2 separate regions of the Homo sapiens genome follow, and region 1 is linked to region 2. Evidence: chromatin loops called from intact Hi-C (ENCODE). Cell type or tissue: B cell. All regions are shown on one strand. Region 1 overlaps LAG3 (lymphocyte activating 3). Region 2 overlaps IFFO1 (intermediate filament family orphan 1).

The links. Peaks named below come from ENCODE experiments on the same cell type or tissue, not always from the same donor. Only the 100,000 strongest peaks of a DNase experiment are listed, where the experiment ranks them.
Region 1: a loop joins it to region 2, with 17 times the contacts of the local background. A loop is called at or near these places in 14 of 110 quality-filtered maps.

What each region holds. Positions count from the first base shown.
Region 1 is chr12:6,778,067-6,780,566 of GRCh38, reverse strand. It overlaps LAG3 (lymphocyte activating 3), which reads right to left. Exons shown (of 8, transcript NM_002286.6): 8 at 2,112-2,323. The coding sequence ends at 2,177. Among named protein-coding and RNA genes, the nearest start is that of LAG3, 6.8 kb to the right of the region's middle. RefSeq lists enhancers at 951-1,602, 1,805-1,854, 1,603-2,253. In B cell, CTCF peaks have their summits at 1,246 and 1,447 (motif pointing right); a DNase peak (open chromatin) is centred at 1,496; H3K4me3 peaks cover 649 bases; H3K27me3 peaks cover 262 bases.
Region 2 is chr12:6,552,709-6,555,208 of GRCh38, reverse strand. The region is part of intron 1 of IFFO1 (intermediate filament family orphan 1); the gene reads left to right. Among named protein-coding and RNA genes, the nearest start is that of IFFO1, 2.1 kb to the left of the region's middle. RefSeq lists enhancers at 190-690, 691-1,191. In B cell, CTCF peaks have their summits at 771 and 970 (motif pointing left); a DNase peak (open chromatin) is centred at 928; H3K4me3 peaks cover 839 bases.

The DNA of each region.
Region 1 (2,500 bases), 230 kb before region 2:
CCCAGGCTGGAGTATAGTGGCACGATTATGGCTCACTGCAGCCTCAACCTCCCAGGCTTAGGTGATCCTCCCACCTCAACCTCCCAAATAGCTGGGACCACAGGGGCGTACCAGCATGCCCAACTAACTTTTTTTTTTTTTTTTTAGAGATGAGGTCTCACTATACTGCCCAGGCTGGTCTCGAACTCCTGGGCTCAAGCAATCCTTCTGCCTCCGCCTCCCAAAGTGCTGAGATTACAGGCATAAGCCATGACACCTGGCCTGGAAGCTTCTAAAAGGACTTCAAGACTTCCTTTTGCAGTGTGATCATCTCTGGCAGGGCCAGAGCTTCCTCCTTCCTGTGCCAGTGTTTCTCTGCCAGTGACAAGGCAAGAGTCATCACCATCCTGAGGCTCAGAACCTCAGATTGCTGTAAATGGTTCATTGTTCAGGCTTCAGAGGGTCCCCCCTCTACCTAAGGCTCTGCACAGAACAAAGGTGTCACCTTCTTCATCGTCTGTCTCTAATGAGTGACTATTGTGTCTCTGCAGGGACATGTCCTCAGGTCTGTCTTTTTGTGTCTTTTTGCACACGGCACACAGACCCAGTGGGATGCCACTCACACATGCCACCATGCCCCTCCTGCTCCAGCAGTTTCACTCCCACTCACCCACTCGCTTTCAATATTTTGTTCTCCTGTATGGGGTTAAAGTCCCCTGACAGAGTCATCTGTGGCCAAAGTCCAGGGCCCCACACCTATTTGCAGGCAGAGGTCTCTGTCCCATGCCAGACTGGAGGATGCCATGTGCTGAGGCCGTGTTTGCTCTGCTGAGAGGACCATTGACATGGCCCAGGTGAATGCTCCAAGACAGACAGACAGAGCAGGGCGCAGGCCGACTTGGGTTCTTCAATATCATTCTTAGCATGACCAGAGCAGGCCTGCTTTCTCCTTCACTAATGGATAATCAGACAAGTACTCCACACACACAGAGCACTTCACAGTTTCCAAAGCCCTTTATTATCCAATATTCACAACAACCCATTTTGGTGGGTTATTATCATTATCCCATTTAATAGGTGAGGAAACTGAGGCTCAGGGAGATTGACTACAGTTACATCAGCAAAGCTGGAATGAGAAGCCGGGGCTCCCGACTCCCACAGCTGCAGCTGGCTGTTTTGCTCTACGCACAGGCCTTTGTTCACAGCCTTCCCCTTTGTCAGACATAGATTACACCCTTGAGAGGGCCAGCCAGGGCTGTATCTCCTGAGACATGCATTGTTCAGTCCCTCTCCTGAAGGGTGCATAGGACATGTGACAGTCACCGGGCACATACTCATATGCTGCACATAGAACGTGCATAATACAAAGGCGGTGCCTGCATTCACAGCAGTCTGTGCCCTGCCTTGTCCACTGCACTGCTCAACTCCTCAGGCCTGCCGCAGCCGGCCCAGTGACCTCCGTTGGGGTGTGACAAGCAGTGACCACTGGGTGGCAGTGTGTTCTCATGCCTGGGACCAGAAAAGCCTCCAAGGGCTGAGGAACGTGGGGGGTGGGGCAGAGGTAGGAGCCCCAGCCGGCTGCCCAGAGAGGTTTCCAGACCGGATCTCCTGGAAGACTTGACAAGGCAGTCCTCTGCGCGCCGCGCGTGTGTGTGTGTGTGTGTGTGTGTGCGTGTGCGCGCGCGCGTGTGTGTGCATGTGTGTGTGCACGTGCGCGCGAGCATATGTGCGCATCTGCTGCAGCCGGAGGGCCAAGGACAAGTGCTGAAGTGCAGCTGAGTGTGGGGTGGGGTGGACCCAAAGGACAAAAATATCAAGGAAACCAGGGCAGCCAGCGCACTGTGGGTGGAAGGTGGGTGGAAGGACGGAGGAGAGAGCTGCGGAGGCAAGGGGCAAGGGCTTTTTCGGGGGAGCTTCAGAGAAATGATTACCCAGGAGAGAGAAAGAGAGAGTGAGCGCAAGAGAGAGAGAGACCAAGAAAGAAACACGAAGCAGCCAGAAACAGAAAAGGGGAAGGTGAGGGAGGCTGGCTGGGGAAAGTAGGTTAGGAGGCTAGGGTGGGAGAAGGGAGCCCTCAGAGGCTGGGGAGAGACGGGAACCTTCACTTGGACAAGAAAGAGCCAGACTCAGGCTTGCTGCTGACAGGGAGTTTATTTGGACTGGGCTGCTGAGATCTGCTGGCTGCCTCAGCTCCAGGTCAGAGCTGCTCCGGCTCGGGCTCGGGCTCGGGCTCCGGTTCCGGCTCCGGCTCCGGCTCCGGTTCTTGCTCCAGCTCCTCTATCTTGCTCTGAGCCTGCGGAGGGTGAATCCCTTGCTCTAAGGCAGAAAATCGTCTTGGTCGCCACTGTGAGAAGAGATGGAGAGAGAGACGGAGGGCGGAAGGAGGAGAAGGATGAAGGGAAGCGGATGAGGAGGGACACTGAGTCCCTCTATTTTTTCTCAGCGCCCCTGCCCTCCCCATCTGGTCCTGGCTTTCTCCCAACCCCCCTTCCAGCCTACCCAGGCACAAGCCATCCCTGGA
Region 2 (2,500 bases):
AACGGGCCGCGAGTTGGTGTGGGTTCCGAAGAATCAGGGGTGAAAAGAATGAGAGTAAAGTTTGTGCTGTGTAATGAGGAGCTTGGAAGCAATTGGATGCAGGGAGACTAGAATCCGCAGAGAATGCAGAAGCCCTGCTCGTGACAGGAAGAAGGACGCTGGGAGCGGAACACGGGGGGATTCCTACTTTTCCGGCTTGTCTCTGCCATCCAGGCTTAACTGCGGGTTTTGTGCGGTGTGAAAGGGACTGGGGCTCTGCCCTACCGGTCTCAGCCCTGGGGCAGGTTAGGGATATAAACTTCAAAAGTAGGAGGCAAGGATATAGCGTAAATTTGGGAGACTAAATTGAGTGAAACTGGAAGGGGCTGGTGAGGGAGGGGCTGTACCTTGCAACGAGTGATTCTTTCACACCCCAAGGTTTCCCAAAGAATATTGATGGAAACCAGGTACCTGCTGTGGTTTCATAGGAAAAGCTCCGGGACCTCAAGCCATTGCTTGAGTAGGTCAACAAACTGGGAAAAGAAAGAGTGAAGGGAATTCACTAGGGTGAGGGTGGAGAGCAGGGCTGACAGGGGAATCTTGGCAGTATAAAGCGCCAGTGGGGAGGGAGAGTGGAGAGCCAGCAGGGGACTGAGCAGGGAGAAGCTGGGATATGGGCCCTCCCTAGGACCGCGAGGCCGCGGGGCGGGCCCGGTGCATTCTGTGGATGAAGATTTGGCTGTCTGAGAGGAGCCCGGCCCCAAGGGGCAAGGGAAAGGGATGTGATGCCAGGAGTGCTGGCTGTATACCAAGTGGATTCCTTAGATGGCTGATAACCAAGCCGATAGGACAGGAGTGAGAGCAGAGGTAGTGTCTTGCAGACTCCAACCCAAGCCTTGAGGAGGGAGCGGGTGACTGACAGGCTTTGGTTTGGCGGCCTCCCCTCTCATCTCAGCTATTATGACCCCTTGTGGGCGGGCCTGGGAACTACCTATGCAGCCCAGTGTGGCGGAGATTCAGCACTGGGTGAGGATTGGCCGAATGTTCTAGGAAATGACCGCTGGGTCTAGGGGCGACCTTCAGGGATCTCCACCCTGCTGGAGTTTACCAGATCACAGATCAGCAGGCTTTCTTTTTTTTTTTTTCCCATAAATGATAATATTTTATTATAGAAAAAGCATCCCAAATACAGGATTTCGTAAACACTGGTAGGTGAACAAGTGCAATTTTAGAAGTAAATGCAAAGTAAAGAGGCAAAACCTACAAGCATTTTGCCTTCAGAAGAAGATGTAGTGTTCTCCTGCACTAGTGATCCCACCCAGAACACAAATGTGGCTCTGTCTCCCGTGAAAGCATCAGATTTGCTTTCTGAGCTCAGTATGCCCATTTCAATAATTGCAAAGTGATGGCAAGAAGTGGCGTTGAACACATGACTACAGACCCTTGACTTAAAATATTGAGACAGGGACTTGCTCTGTCATCCGGGCTGGAGTGCAGTAGCGTCATCACAGCTCACTGCAGCCTCATCCTCCTGGGCTCAAGCAATCATCCTGCCTCAGCCTCTTGAGTAGCTGGGACTACAGGTGTGCACTACCATGTCCATGCCTGGCTATTTTTTTTTTTTCTTTTTGCGTTGTCCAGGCCAGTCTCAAACTCCTGACCTGATCAGCAGGCTTTCTGAGCTTGAGTCCTGTCCTCGTGCTGGCTTCCTTAGTTGTGGTCCATGTTATGTGTCCTTGGGAGTTTCAGTTGTCCTGAAATCATCGTTCTGCCACCCAGAACCAGCCTGCTCTGCCCCTGCAGGAGTTAACTACGCGCTCAGCAGTGGCACAGGCACAGTTCTGGAATACATCCATAACCACAGGAACAACTGCTGTTCTCAGGAGCATTTTTTTTTTAAACTGAAGGAGCGTTTGTCCTTGGTCCAGCTGTCCAGGACAGGAAGGAGTTATTCCTTGGGGACTGATTAGCTCATCGCTCTGCAGCACGCTGCTGTGTAGAGAGCCTTAGCTGGATTCGGATGGTGCGTGATACTGGCAGTGACTCTTCTTCCTCCCTAGATTCCCTGCCCTCATTCTGGTCTCTTTATAGCAACACTGTAACTCCTGTCTTCTGCCTGGAAGGCCTGGGATGGCTTGAGCGCTACACTGGGAGGTAGCTAAAGGCCTCCTGCGTTCTATTTTCAGCTCCCCTGCCTTGTGCGTGACCTTTTTTTGAGCCCCCATTTTCCCAACATAGGAATGGTCCCTGCTTTCTCTCTTCAACCCAGGGATACAGTTTTTTGGAAGAGAGATATTTGGTCCATGCAGAACACATGGATATCGCTCTCAAATTCTGCCCATGTTAAGGGAACCTTATAAGTGAGACCAGATGGAAATGGAGGTGAAAATGAACCTGTCTGTGTGAAGTCTGGCCAAAGAACAAATAGAACTGTAGTGGGCTTCCAGATGATTCATTTGTAGATTTTTTTTACCCTGTAAGATTTCCTTAGGCTTAACCTTTAGCTATAACTGCCTTACTT